2 separate regions of the Homo sapiens genome follow, and region 2 is linked to region 1. The links are chromatin loops, found by intact Hi-C in ENCODE. Cell type or tissue: B cell. All regions are shown on one strand.

Evidence for each region. Peaks named below come from ENCODE experiments on the same cell type or tissue, not always from the same donor. Only the 100,000 strongest peaks of a DNase experiment are listed, where the experiment ranks them.
Region 2: it touches region 1 in a loop (21-fold over the local background); 34 of 110 quality-filtered maps call a loop at or near these places.

The regions. Positions count from the first base shown.
Region 1 is chr1:52,683,334-52,691,333 of GRCh38, forward strand. COA7 (cytochrome c oxidase assembly factor 7) reads right to left here. Exons shown (of 3, transcript NM_023077.3): 3 at 1,116-4,835. The coding sequence ends at 4,387. Among named protein-coding and RNA genes, the nearest start is that of COA7, 11 kb to the right of the region's middle. RefSeq lists a silencer at 4,630-4,830. In B cell, CTCF peaks have their summits at 3,081 (motif pointing left), 3,280 and 7,334; a DNase peak (open chromatin) is centred at 3,038; H3K27ac peaks cover 2,802 bases.
Region 2 is chr1:52,124,228-52,132,227 of GRCh38, forward strand. No RefSeq gene overlaps it. Among named protein-coding and RNA genes, the nearest start is that of ZFYVE9, 14 kb to the right of the region's middle. In B cell, a CTCF peak has its summit at 3,476; a DNase peak (open chromatin) is centred at 3,404; H3K27me3 peaks cover 535 bases.

The DNA.
Region 1 (8,000 bases):
CGTCTCTACAAAAAATACAAAAACTAGCTGGGCGTGGTGGTGTGTACCTGTAGTCCCAGCTACTTGGGAAGCTGAGGTGGAAGGATGACCTGAGCCCAGGAGTTAGAGGCTGCAGTGAGCTATGATAGTGCCACTGCACTCCAGCCTAGGCGACAGAGCAAGAGCCTATCTCAAAACAAAAACAAAAACAAAAAACTCATTTCCTCCTCACCCCAGCCCCTGGCAGCCACCATTTTACTTTCTGTTTCTGAGTTTATATACAACTCATACCCAAGTTTAGATGCCTCATATACAGCATGTCTTTTTGTGACTGGCTTATACAGCATGTCTTTTTGTGACTCTCTTAGCACGATGTCCTCAAGATTCAGCCATGTTTTGTGGCATGTGTCAGAATTTCCTTCCTTTTCAAGGCTGAATAATATTCCATTGCATGTACATCTCGCCTTTTGTGTATTCATTCATCTGCTGATGGGCATTTGGGTTCCTTCTACCCTTTGGTTACTATGAATAGTGCTGCTAAGAATATGGGTATAGATACCTCTTGGAGACCCTGCTTTCAATTCTTTTGGATATTAATAGTTTGGATACTTGTCCCCCAAATCTCACGTTGAAATTTAATCCCCAATGTTGGAGGTGGAGCTTGGTGGGAGGTGATTGGATCATGGGGAGGATTTCTCATGAATGGTTTAGGACCCTCCCCTTGGTGCTGTCCTCAGGAGATTTGTGTGTGGTATCTCCCCTTGCTCACTCTCTTGCTCCTGCTCTTGCCTTCTCACCATGTGATACACTGACTCCCCCTGTGCCTTCCACCATGACTGTAAGCTTCTGAGGCCTCACCAGAAGCCAATAGGATGCACAGCACCATGCTTCCTGAGCCAATTAAACTTTTCTTTATAAATTACCCAGTCTCAGGTATTTCTTTATAGCAATGCAAGAATGGCCTAACACAGATATGTACCCAGAAGTGGAATGGCTGGATCAAACGGCAATTCTGTTTTTCATTTTGGGGGAGCTGCACCAGTTCACAGGGTTCTAATTTCTCTGTATCCTTGACAACACTTACTTTGTTTTGGTGTTTAATAGTAGCCATCCTAATGGGATATGAGGCAATATCATTGTGGTTTTAATAGACTTTATATTTTAGAGCAATTTTAGGTTTACAGCAAAATTGAGAGGGTACAGAGATTTCCCATATAGTTGTTGTCCCCACACATGCATAGTCTCCACCATTTTCAACATCTCCCACCAAAGAGGTACATTTGCAGTAATTGATGAACCTACACTGACACATCATTATCACTCAAAGTCCACAGTTTACATTAGGGTTCACTCTTGGTGTTGTACATTTTAGGGGGTTGGACATATGTACAATGACAGGTATTTATAATTATAGTATCATACAGAGTAGTTTCGCTGCCCTAAAAATCTTCTGTGCTCCAATTATTCCTCCCTCCCCTCCCCCACCCACTGCTTTTTACTGTCTCCATAGTTTTGCCTTTTCCAGAATACATCCCAGTGTCATATAGTTGGCATCATTTAATATGAAGCCTTTTCAGACTGGCTTCATTTAGTAGCATTCATTTAAGTTCCTCTGTGACTTCTTATAGCTTGATAACTCATAATTTGTCATAGCTTGATTTAAGCACTGAATAATGACTACATGCACCACAATTTATTTACCCATTTACCTACTGAAAGACATTTTGGGTTGAGTTTTGGCAATTATAGATAAAGCTGCTATAAACATCCATGTGCTGGTTTTTGTGTGGACATGTTTTCAGTTCCTTCAGGTAAATACTAAAGAGCAAGATTGCTGGATCACATGGTAAGAGCTTACCTAGTTTTTGTAAGAAACTGCTTAACTGTCTTCCAAAGTGGCTGTGCCATCTTGCGTTCCCACCAGCAAGGAATAAGAGTTCTGGTTGCTCCAACTTTCCCAGCATTTCATGCTGTCGGTGCTTTGGATTTTGGCCATTCTAATAGTTGTATAGTGGTCTGTTGTTCTAACTTGCATTTTCCTGATGACATGTTATATGGAACATCTTTTCATATGCTTATTTGCCACCTGTCTATCTTCTTTGCTGAGATATGTTAAGGGTTTTGGCCTGTTTTTAATCAGGTTGTTTTCTTACTGTTGAATTTTAAGAGTTCATTGTGGTTTTTGATTTACATTTCCCTAATTAGTGATGTTGAACATATTTTCATGTTTTTTGACCTACAGTTTTGTGTGTGTGTGTGTGTGTGTTTTTTTGAGACAGAGTCTCACTCTGTTACCTGGCTGGAGTGCAATGGCATGGTCTTGGCTCACTGCAACCTCCACCTCCTGGGTTCAAGCGATTCTCCTGCCTCAGCCTCCTGAATAGCTGGGACAACAGGTGCCCACCACCACACCCAGATAATTTTTGTATTTTTAGTAGATACGAGGTTTCACTATGTTGGCCAGGCTGTTCTCGAAATCCTGACCTCGTGATCCGCCTGCCTCGGCCTCCCAAAGTGCTGGGATTGCAAGCGTGAGCCACTGCACCTGGCCTAGTTTTGTTTTTGTTTTTGAGACAGAGTCTTGCTGTGTTGCCCAGGCTGGAGTGCAGTGGCACAGTCTCAGTTTACTGCAACCTCTGCCTCCCAGGTTCAAGTGATTCTCCTGCCTCAGCCTCCGAAGTAGCTGGGATTACAGGTATGCATCACCACGCCCAGCTAATTTTTATATTTTTAGTAGAGAAAGGGGTTTCGTCATGTTGGCCAGGCTGATCTCGAACTCCTGACCTCAAGTGATCCACCTGCCTTGGCCTCCCAAAATGCTAGGATTACAGGCATGAGCCACCACGCCTGGCCTGACCTAGTTTAAGCACACCAAAAGCTACTTTACATTTTTAAAAAGTGAATTTGATGTCTTTTGAAATCTCCTCTGTGCACTTGGGGAAGTCCCTGTCCTCTATCAACTTGAGAGGCTGGCTGCTGTGCTCACAAGCCTTCATTTACACAGCAAGCCTTCCTTTCAGGACGGCTGCAAAACGGAAGCCTAAAACAGTAGATGGTGACAGAATGGTATTGTTACCAGCAGGGAAATGGCAAGCTCGCCCCCTGGTGACAAGCTGGGGAGACAACAGAAAAAGCAAATTTTTTTTTTTTTTTGAGACGGAGTCTCACTCTATCGCCCAGGCTGGAGGGCAGTGGCGCAATCTCAGCTCACTGCAAGCTCCGCCTCCCGGGTTCAAGCAATTCTCCTGCCTCAGCCTCCCCAGTAGCTGGGACTACAGGCGCCTGCCACCACGCCCGGCTAATTTTTTGTATTTTTTAGTAGAGATGGGGTTTCCCCGTGTTAGCCAGGATGGTCATGATCTCCTGATCTCGTGATCCACCCGCCTTGGCCACCCAAAGTGCTGGGGTTACAGGCGTGAGCCACCGTGCCCGGCCACAAATGTTCTTAAAAGGCACAACCACCACAAAGAACATACTCTCTACGGTACCTGGAATCTGGAAAGAACACTAATTAACACAAACCGTAGGTCACTCAAAATTGTTCATTCACAGGGACAGTTAAAAAGGCTCAGTTCCAGGGGACAAATGTGTCACAAAGTCCTTGCTTACAAACTCCTAGCTGAAGCTGCCTTGGGAAGAATCTGCTCCCTCAGCATGATGGGCAGTGCCAGGCGACTACACTGGAGGTGCTAATTTTTAACTGCCAATGTCTCTTCTAGACGATGGCAGGCTGATGTTTCATCTTCTTCAGCAACCCTGAAGCATAACAGCCTTTAAGCTGTATGTTGCACGTCCCTCTTGATCTCTGTGAATTTACTGAAAGATGTGACTCTAAAGGCAAAACGAAGCCCACACCAATGATTATGTAAGTCAGAGGGTGGTAGTTGTGACTATTTAACTGTTCTTAGTTCTTTAAGACCTCAATTACGTAAACCAAGATACGTTCTGATTTTCAAGCCATCCTAACCAAAATAATAATGATGAAAATGATGACAGCTGATTCCTTTAGGCCCCGGGGCTGCTAATTTTTCAAACTTCCTGCTATCCTCCCTTCCCTACTACCAATCTCCAGGGCTCTCTAGTTTGCTCCTATTTTTCACAGAGTTGCCAGAGTTTGAAAACTAAGACCCCCATAAACATGGCTATCTTCACAGAACATCCAGATGAAGGAATATTGACTGTAATAAACATTGTACAGAACACCCAGATAAAGGAATATTGACTGAAATAAACATTGTAGGCTATACTCCAGTAGCTGGGGCAATGGATCCATGTAAATGGAGCTACAAATTCAAGTCCCAAGTTTTTTTGCTCCAGCAGGTTGACCTTCAAGGGCTGCATCAGTCTTCAGAAACAGGAGCTGCCAGCCTCAAGCAGTTTGTTGCCTGGGAGGGAGGGTGGACCACATTACCCAAATGTTAAGGGTTGGACACCTTTCTGCTGTTCTTTGTGTAGCTGCTGGGCTCGATTTTTTAGCACCTCGGCCTTGGCCTCATCCTTATCAACACCATCCCCCAGCTTGTACATGCGACTGGCATTGGCACAGGCCCAGATATGACCCAGGTCACAGGCTTTCATGGAGTATTTACATGCCAGGTCCATGTCCTTGGGAAAGCCTGGGGCACCCTGCAGGAACATGGCACTGAGGTTGAAGCAACTGGAAGTATAGCCACCATCACAGGCCCTTGTGTAGTAGTCCCTGGCCTTTCCCAAGTCAGGCTGGCCATCCTCATTAACCTGTCCATCATGTGCCAGGAGGCCAACGTTGTGACATGCTGCTATTGACTTCTTTCCAGGCTTCTCACACGCCATCAAAAAGCACCTGGCGGCAGCTTTCAGGTCCTGGGTCAGACCACCTGAGAGGAAGGAAAGTAGGAAAAAATAAACCCAAGCCAGGGCACAACCTAAATGTCTCAGGCCAAAGTCAGTGAATTTTTTTTTTTTTTTTGGAGAAAGGGTCTTGCTTTGTTAACCAGGCTGGAGTGCACTGGCATGATCACGGCTCACTGCAGCCTCAACCTCCGGCTAAAGCAATCTTCCCATCTCAGCCTCCCCAAGTAGCTGGGACTACAGGCACACACCAACCACTATGCCTGGCTAATTTTTAAATTTTTTTGTAGAGAAAGGATCTCACTATGTTGCCAAGGCTAGTCTTAAACTCTGGGACTCAAGCGATCCTCCCACCTTGGCCTCCCAAAGTGCTGGAATTACAGGCGTGAGCCACCACACCTGGCCAACAACAATTCCTGAATAAAGTTTAAGGCTGAGCACAGTGGCTCACACCTGTAATCCTAGCACTTTGTGCAGGATGATTGCTTGAGGCCAGGAATTCGAGATCAACCTGGGTGACAGAGCAAGACTTTACCTCAAAAAGAAAAAAAAATGTCCATACTATGAGCTCAGGCAGCATGAAAGGTAGCCTGGCATAGTGCACAGACCTCCTAGCTTTCTCAGCCGTAGAATCTTTTATTCAGATGATACCTTATGAGGAAACTCAAACAGGTAAAGGAGGTGAAAATTGGGAATGATAATAATATCTACCTCATGGGGTTACAGTGAGAACATGGCATATGACAAGCACTTAATTGTTTATTAATTTAAACATACAGTGGGCCCTCCATATCCATGGGTTCAACCAACCACACATCAAAAATATTAGGGAAAAAATAACAATACAATTAAAAAATACAAAATATATAAAATAGAACAATTATTTACTCAGTATTTACATTGTATTAGATAGTCTAAGTCAAGATTGTCCAACCCATGGGCCTGGGATGGCTTTGAAAGCGGCTTAACACAAATTCATAAACTTTCTTAAAACATTATGAAATTATTATTATTATTATTTTTTTTTTTTTGAGATGGAGTCTTGCTGTGTCGCCCAGGCTGGAGTGCAGTGGCGTGATCTTGGCTCACTGCTACCTCTGCCTCCAGGGTTCAAGCGATTCTCCTGCCTCAGCCTCCCAAAATGCTGGGATTACAGGTGCATGCCACCACGCCAGGCTAATTTTTGTGTTTTCAGTAGAGACGGGGTTTCACCACGTTGGTCAGGCTAGTCTTGAACTCCTGACCTCATGATCCGCCCGCCTCAGCCTCCCAAAATGCTGGGATTACAGGCGTGAGCCACTTCACCTGGCCTATGAGATTTTTTTTGTGATTTTTTTTTTAAGCTCATCAGCTATCATTACTGTATTTTATATATGGCCCAAGACAACTCTTCTTCCAATGTGGTCCAGGAAAGCAAAAAGATTGAATACCCCTGTTCTAAGTAATTGATTTAAAATACACAGGAGGCCAGGCGTGGTGACTCACGCCTGTAATCCCAGCACTTTGGGAGGCCGAGGTGGGCGGATCACCTGAGATCAGGAGGCTCAAGACCAGCCTGGCCAACATGGTAAAACCCCATTTCTACAAAAATACAAAAATCAGGCTGGGCGCGGTGGCTTACGCCTGTAATCCCAGCACTTTGGGAGGCTGAGGCGGGTGGATCACGAGGTCAGGAGTTCGAGACCAGCCTGGCCAACATGGTGAAACCCCATCTCTACTAAAAATACAAAAAAAATGAGCTGGGCATGGTGGCAGGGGCCTGTAATGCCAGCCACTCAGGAAGCTGAGGCAGAAGAATGGCATGAACCCCAGAAGTGGAGCTTGCAGTGAGCAGAGATCGCGCCATTGCACTCCAGCCTAGATGACAGAGCATAACTCTGTCTCAAAAAAAAAAAAAGAAAAAAAAAAAAAAGATGATTTTAAGTGTAAAAAGAGCATGGAGGAAAAGTATAGTGCAAGGCAGGCAAGCAAGCAGGGACCAGATCATGCAGGGTCACATTAAGACCCCTGAATTTAATCTTAAAAACAATGGGAAATCACTAACAAATAATTTTAAGTAGAAGTGGTGGCAGGGCTCACTTTTTTTAGTTGTTTGTGTGTGTGCAAAACTTCAAATCTCCATGTACCATTACTCAATCTCAAAAAATATAAACATTTTAACATTATTCTTTTAAGTAACCATTCCAAATCCACCTAGAAATAACCATCATTATCATTAAGTGAACACCATTCCAGTCATCTTTGTAGCATGTGTTCAGATTAAATGCTGGCTGGTTGAATGGATACTAGATAGAAGTGTTTGGAAAAATTGGATCACAAATGCTACTTGTAAGTAAAAAATTTAACTTTGATTTTACTTGAATTTATCAGAAGAAAACCAAACTGAAGTGAAACTAAGGAAACTGCTGACCTACAAATTAATATTTCTAGCCCATAGTGACATTTCCTAAATGAGCCACTAGGGCTATCAAGAGTTTAGAAAAAATATTAAAAGGTTAGAATCATTTTTATTTTCATTTATTTACATTTATTTATTTATTTATTTATTTATTTAGAGACAGAGTCTTGCTCTGTGGCCGAGGCTGGAGTGCAGTGAAGCAATCTCGGCTCACTGCAGCCTCCACCTCCCGGGCTCAAGTGAGCCACTGCACCTGGCCTAAAATTTAGTTTAAAAAATTAAAATGGGGCCAGGCACGGTGGCTCACACCTGTAATCCCAGCATTTTGGGAGGCCAAGGCGGGTGGATCGTTTGAGGTTAGTTCAAGACCAGCCTGGCTAACATGGCGAAACCCCATCTCTACTAAAAATACAAAAATTAGCTGGGTGGTAGTGGCAAACGCCCCTGTAATCCCAGCTACTCGGAAGGTTGAGGCAGGAGAATCACTTGAGCCAGGGGGTTGTGGTGAGCCGAGATCATGCCACTGCACACCAGCCTGGGCGACAGAGTGGGACCCTGTCTCGGGACCCTGTCTCAAAAAAAAAAAGACATCCTTGGCCAGGTGCAGTGGCTCACACCTTACCCTAGCACTTTGAGAGGCCAAGGTGCAAGGATTGCTTGAGGCCAGGAGTTTGAGACCAGCCTGACAACATAGTGAGATCCTGTCTCTACAAAAAATAAAAAATTAGCTAAGCATGGGGGCACGTGCCTATAGTTCCAGCCACTGGGGAGGCTGAGGCAGGAGGATTGCCTG
Region 2 (8,000 bases), 560 kb before region 1:
TTGCCCAGGCTGGAAGTGTAATGGCCCAATCTCAGCTCACTGCAACCTCCACCTCCTAGGTTCAAGTAATTCTCCTGCCTCAGCCTCCCAAGTAGCTGAGATTACAGGCACCTACCACCATGCCTGGCTAATTTTTTGTATTTTTAGTAGAGACAAGGTTTCACCATGTTGGTCAGGCTGGTCTTGAACTCCTGATCTCAGGTAATCCACCCACCTTGGCCCCTCAAAGTGCTGGGATTACAGGTGTGAGCCACTGTGCCCAGCCAATAATATCATTTCATTATTTTTTTAGAAACAGGTCTCGCTCTGTCACCCAGGCTTGAGTGCAGTGGTGCAATCATAGGTCAGTGCAGCCTCAAACTCCTGGGCTCAAGCAATCCTCTCACCTCAGCTTCCTGAGTAGATGGGACTCACAGGTATGCACCACCATGCCCAGATAATTTTCAAATATTTTTTAGAGACAGGGGTCTCACTGTGTTGCCCAGGCTGGTCTTGAACTTCTGGCCTCAAGTGATCTTTCCACTTTGGTCTCCCAAAGTGCTGGGATTATAGATGTGAGCCACTGTGCCTGGCCCCCAGCACCATTTGTTGAGAAAACTATTTTTTCCCCATTGAATGATATGGTATACTAATTAAAAACAATAAATTTGAAACATTAGTAAGTATTTCTTTGTAAAAAAAAAAAAGTATCAATGGTAATTTGAATAGTGCTTGCTTTGTTTTTGTATAATTTATGAGTGACCAACGTTTCCATGCTTGGAACATGGTCCTAGTTCTAAGTTTGGATCCACTTCCAACATTTTATTTTTACTTTTTTAGAGACAGGGTCTTGCTCTGTCATCCAGGCTGGAGTGCAGTGACCCTATTGTAGCTCAGTGCAGCCTTGAACTCCTGAGCTCAAGCAGTCCTCACCCGCCTCAGCCTCCTGAGTAGTGGGGACTATGTAGCATAAGCCACCATGCCCGACTAATTAAAAATTTTATTATTTTTGTAGACACAGGGTCTTCCATATTGCCCAAGCTGGTCTTGCACACTCCTGGCCTCAAGCAATCCTTTTGCCTCGGCTTCCCAAAGTGCTGGAATTACAAGTCTAAGCCACTGTGCCTGGTCCACTCCGAACATCTTATTCTTTGTACTTTCAATATATATTTTGAAAAACCTGTTTAAATCAAAAATTTTTTGGTACTCTCAATGTCTTGAAGTATCTCTAAGAGTTCTCTTACTTATTTACTTAGTTATTATTATTATTATTATTTTGAGATGGAGTCTCGCTCTGTTGCCCAGGCTGGAGTGCAGTGGTGCAATCTTGGCTCACTTCAACCTCTGCCTCCCCGATTCAAGTGATTCTCCTGCCTCAGCCTCCCAAGTAGCTGGGATTACAGGTGTCTGCCACCATGCCCAGCTAATTTTTGTATTTTTTGTAGAGATGGGGTTTCGCCATGTTGGCCGGGCTGGTCTTGAACTCCTGACCTCAAATGATCCACCCGCCTCAGCCTCCCAAAGTGTTGGGATTACAGGTGTGAGCCACTGCACCTGGCCAAAGAGTTCCTTTAATGTGAAGTTTTTTGCTGGTCTTACTGTCTCTAAGACATCTTCATCCTTTTGGTTATAACCATTTTCTTCATTTTTTTCAAAAGTTTGCCTTCACTAAGTTCCTCTGGTTACATATCTAAAGTCTTTCAAATGGGAACAGTGTCAAAATTTCCATGCTCAACTACTTCAAGTTTCACTTCCAGCCTTATCACTTTTCATTTCTTTACTTCACTTGATCTTTTTTTTCTAATTCCCCTTTTTGATTATTCATTTTTCTAAAATGTCATGTGAGTTTTATTACTGGTAGAAAAGGAGGCAACACAATATATCCTTTGCTGTTTGTTAAAGAACTGAATAACAAATATGCAGTGATAGACCAAAGTCTATCACTGATTGACTTTGAAAGAAGTGGTGTGATTGATGACTGATCATAATGTGCATCTGTTATTTACATAGTGATGCATGGACTGAAGAGCCAGCAGCAAAGTTTGTAATGTGTGCAATTACTTATAGTTACTATATTGTGATAAATGAAATTTGAATTGTGTTGTTAACTATGGTAACTAAAATTCATGCATTTCAGAACTGTGCAAAGCAAGGGCTGCCTGTATTTATTACTTTGGTTTTTAACATAATTTAATTGTAAGTTTATATAATTTAAATTTTAACTAAACATTTTAATTGATACATAATTTTACATATTTGTGGGTATATATGATATTTAGATACCTCCATACAGTATATACTGATCAGATTAGGGTACTTATGATATCCATCACCTTACAGATTTATCATTTCTTTGAGTCGGGAACATTTCAAATCTTCTCTTCTAACTATTATGGCAATGTTTAACAATTGGCTCACAAAGTTTCGAAAATCTAACAATTGCCTCTCATGAGCCAACTGGAGCTAGTGTCAGCCCTTCACTGCTTTCACCTCATACATCCCTCAATTTTATGAATCCTCCCTTCCTTCAGCCAAAGCACATATGCTCATACATTCAAAACCAAGCAAAAACACTATTTTCACCCAACTCTTTATTCCTATAGTGTCTGGATCATAGGTAGAGCTCAGTGTTTGCAGAATTAAAGTGAATTCACATTCACATGAGAACACACACGAGTCCACATCATTTGTTCATGTGCACAACCGAGATGCAGCACATTCAAATAAAATAAATGTTGGCCACAACGGATGCTCACTATTTGGCTGGTCTATTCTGTACAACAAAATGTTTTTTATTTGGTTTTCTGATTATGAGAGAATACATGTACATTGGAAAGAACAGGAAAGGGTATGAAGTAGTTGTTAACTCTTTTCTGGAGCTGCCAGAGATAGTGATGGGAAACAGTGTTTTAGGTTTAAAAGATAAGAGAAGGCAAGGGAAGATACTTAACTTTAATTGAGTGCCTACCATGCACCTGGCACTTTCTTGCTAGCCCTTACAACTATGTACCATACAAATCAGAAAAACAATGCTCAGAATAAGTGACTTTCTCCAGTCAACCTGAAATTAGTGGAGCTGTAATTCGAATTCAGATCTGCTTACTGCAAAACACAAGCTCTTTCCACTACACTATCTCTGTACTTGTGGGCAGTCTCAAATAGGTTGGTAGGCTAAAGGAGCTCTGACTGAACTGGATACCCTGAGGAAAAGCCCAGAGATTCAAATGCCTACACAACTTTCCTCCTCAGTCCAGTCCATGTTTACATCATTAGAACCCAGGTTTTCACACTGTAGCCCAGGGTCTTTCCGTTGTACCATACATGCCATACTGCCTCATACAGAATTCTTATGAAAAAACATAAACATTCCCCACTGTCAAGTGTATCCTAATGCTTCCTTACTGGCACCAGAAGATGGCAGTGTGGGTCATCATGGACAGAATGTTAATAACAATAATTATGCTTGTGGGAATACCCTCTTCCATTATTCTCCAGTCAAATCTAACTGACAGGAAAGCACTTCACCCACATTAGAAGTGGTCTCAGCAGTTTGCCTCTCCCTGGTGCTTGGTGCATATTCCCACCCTGAGCGTGGGAGAAGGTGTGGCAATGCTCAAGCAGTAAGAAAATCTGTAGTCACACCTGGGTTGGAATCTTAGCTCTGCCACTTACAGTCACTTTGGACAGGCAACTTCACCTCTCTGAACCTGTTTCCTAATCTGGCAACATGTTGAAATAGCATTCATCATCTTCTCCCTCAAGCCTTCTCCTTCTCTGCTGTCGCCCTGCTTGACAGCACTGACTACTAAGTTACCCAACCCAGAAACCCAAGTGTCATCCTTGACCTCTCCCTCTTTTTCACGTGCCAATCCAATCATGAGTTTGATGATTTTACTTCCTGAAATCTGTATTTTCCCTCCTCTACCTAATTCAGGTCACCATCACTTTTGCCTGGATGACTGCAATAAACACTTATAAGTGGCTTCCCTGCCTCCAAGTCTGTGTCCTCTAATCTATTTCCTACATAGCAGTTAGTGATCTTTTCTAAAATCAAATCTGTTAACACCATTGTGATCTTTTCTGAAATCAAATCTGTTAACACCATTGTGATCTCTTCTAAAATCAAATCTGTTAACATCATTGACCAGATTAAAAGCTCTAACAGCTTCTCACTGCTGATAGAATCCAAAGTCCTTGACAAGAATTAGAAGACCTTTCTTGATTTGGCCTCTGTCTTGGCTGTCATTGCTTCCCAACTTTGTACTCTCTGCTTCAGCCAAAATTGTCCTCTCAGTTCTTCAGGCATACCATACTATGTGTTCTCCTGCTTCTAGGTTGTTGCACATTCTATTTATGCTGCCCAAAAAACTCTTTTCCTATCTACTGTCTTCCCTCCCTCTACCCAATTCACCTAGCAAAGTCCTGGACATTTTTCAGGTCTCAACTTAGGTGACACTTCCTCTAAGAAGTTTTTCCTGATCCCTAAGTTCAGGTTAGATACCCCTGATTTGTGTTCCTAGAACACACTGCACTTACCCCTTAAGATTGTAATTGCCTATTTCCTCATCTGCTTCCATCAGTAGAGTCTAACATCTGTAAGGAATAGTGCCTTGCTTACCACAGAACACTGTGCTTGGTACATGGTAGCATTCAATAAATATTTGACTAACTGGCTGAATTAATGAACTATTTGGTGATTTCATTGCCTGCATCTTCTAACTTCTGGTTCTATACCCTAGCTTTCAGCATCTGCTTCTGGCCTCTTTTCTGGTTAGATTGATCTATTCTCTTTTTGCACCCTAGATAACTTCCAAGATTCTCAACTCTATATGCTTTCTTACGGTCAGCATCATCTACAGTTCCAGTTTGCATAGTCCACTCTTTACCCCCAAGGAATCCAGGATATCAGTGCTGGTCAACCTTGACCACTACTTCCACTTGCCCAGAGTGATTCAGATAATAAATAACATCAGCTACCATTTAATGAACACCCACTATGTGCCAATTCCTTTGTATATTGTAGCAGACATTAGCCTCATTTTATTGATGGGAAAACAAGTCTTTCTCTTCATATCCAGTAGTTACTCAGGACTGAACTCATGTCTGTCTGTTCCAAAGCTTTTCCCATTACACAGTCTTGAAAGTGTTATTATATCTTATTGTATCAGGTTTGACAGAAAGTATGGGTGTTGGTAGGAGAGAGGGACAGTGGTAGCACTGAGGTACAACCTTTTGGAAAGGGAATTTGGTAATATCTAACAAAACTACATATGCATTATTTGATCAGGCAAAACTAAGAATTTGCCCTAAAGATACATCTACAACAACAGAAAAACACATATGCCCAAAATTATTGACTGCAACATTGCAATTGCAAAATACTGGTAACAATTTAAATGCCTAATTTTAAGAGAATGGTTGAATAAATTACAGCAGCAGTTCTCAAACATTTTGGTCTCAGGTCCCCTATACACTCATAAATTATAAGGGACCCAAAAGATCTTTCGTTTCTATAGATTACATATATGGATAGGTATCATTTTAGAAATTAAAACTAAGACATTTTAAACATTTATTTAAAATAACAATAGTTGGCCGGGCATGGTGGCTCATGCCCCTAATCCCAGCACTTTGGGAGGCCAAGGTGGGCAGATCACTTGAGGTCAGGAGTTCAAGATCAGCCTGGCCAAAATAGTGAAACCCCATCTCTAGTAAAATCACAAAAATTAGCCGGGCGTGGTAGCACGCATCTGTACTCCCAGCTACTTGGGAAGCTGAGGCAGGACAATCTCTTGAACCCAGGAAGCAGAGGTTGCAGCGAGCCGAGATTGCACCACTGGACTCCAGCCTGGGCGACAGAGCCAGACTTCGTCTCAAAAAAAAAAGTATCGATGGAACATATCTCAAAATAATAAGAGCTATTTATGACAAACCCACAGCCAACATCATACTGAATGGGCAAAAGCTGGAAGCATTCCCTTTGAAAACTGGCACAAGACAAGGATGCCCTCTCTCACCACTCCTATTCAACATAGTATTGGAAGTTCTGCCCAGGGCAATCAGGCAAGAGAAAGAAATAAAGGGCATTCACATAGGAAGAGAGGAAGTCAAATCCTCTCTGTTTGCAGATGACATGATTGTATATTTAGAAAACCCCATCGTGTCAGCCCAAAATCTCCTTAAGCTGACAAGCAACTTCAGCAAAGTCTCAGGATACAAAATCAATATGTGAAAATCACAAGCATTCCTATACACCAATAACAGACAGAGATCCAAATCATGAGTGAACTCCCATTCACAATTGCTACAAAGAGAACAAAATACCTAGGAATACAACTTACAAGGAATGTGAAGGACCTCTTCAAGGAGAACTACAAACCACTGCTCAAGGAAATAAGACAGGACACAAATGGAAAAACATTCCAGGCTCATGGATAGGAAGAATCAATATCATGAAAATGGCCATACTGCCCAAAGTAATTTATAGATTCAGTGCTATCCCCATCAAGCTACCACTGACTTTCTTCACAGAATTAGAAAAAAACGACTTGAAATTTCATATGGAACCAAAAAAGAGCCTGTATAGCCAAGACAATCCTAAGCAAAAAGAACAAAGCTGGAGGCATGACGCTACCTGACGTCAAACTATACTACAAGGCTACAGTAACTAAAACTGCAAAGTATTGGTACCAAAACAGATACATAGACCAATGGAACAGAACAGAGGCCTCAGAAATAACGCCACACATCTACAACCATCTGATCTTTGACAAACCTGATAAAAACAAGCAATGGGGAAAGGATTCCCTATTTAATAAATGGTGTTGGAAAAACTTGCTAGCCATATGCAGAAAACTGAAACTGGACCCCTTCCTTACACCTTATACAAAAATTAACTCGAGATGGATTAAAGGCTTAAACGTAAGATCTAAAACATAAAAATCCTAGAAGAAAACCTAGGCAATACCATTCAAGACATAGGCATAGGCAAAGACTTCATGACTAAAACACCAAAAGGAAAGGCAACAAAAGCCAGAATTGACAAATGGGATCTAATTAAACTAAAGAGCTTCTGCATAGCAAAAGAAACTATCATCAGAGTGAACAGGAAATCTACAGAATGGGAGAAAATTTTTGCAATTATCCATCTGACAAAGGGCTAATATCCAGAATCTACAAGGAACTTGAACAAATTTACAAACAACCCCATCAAAAAGTGGGTGAAGGATATGAACAGACACTTCTCAAAATAAGACATTTATGTGGACAACAAACATATGAAAAAAAGCTCATCATCACTACTCATTAAAGAGATGCAAATCAAAACCACAATGAGATACCATCCCATGCCACTTAGAATGGTGATTATTAAAAAGTCAGGAAACAACAGATGCTGGAGAGGATGTGGAGAAACAGGAACACTTTTACACTGTTGCTGGGAGTGTAAATTAGTTCAACCATTGTGGAAGAAAGTGTGGTGATTCCTCAAGGATCTAGAACCAGAAATACCATTTGACACAGCAATCCCATTACTGGGTAATAGGATTTAAATCATTCTAATGAACTCCTGGCCTCAAGCAATCCTCCTGCCTCAGCCTGCCATAGTGCTGGGATTACAGGTGTGAGCCACTATGTCTGACCACAGGTGGTAATTTATTAAAGGTGAGTTGCAATGTGGACTCTGCAACCAAATCAGTGAACTTTTCATACTGTTACATTAAATCCATTGGTCTATATTACATTTTAAATAGATAGTTTATCTATATGTACTTCTTTTTTTTTTTTTTTCTTTTTTTTCAGACAGTCTCACTCAGTCGCCCAGGCTGGAGTCCAGTGGTGCAATCTCGGCTCACCACAACCTCTGCCTCCTGGGTTCAAGCGATTCTCCTGCCTCAGCCTCCCAAGTAGCTGGGATTACAGGCGCCCACCACCACGCCCAGCTAATTTTAATATTTTTTGTAGAGACGGGGATTCGCCATGTTGGCCAGGCTAGTCTCAAACTTCTGACCTCAGGTGATCCA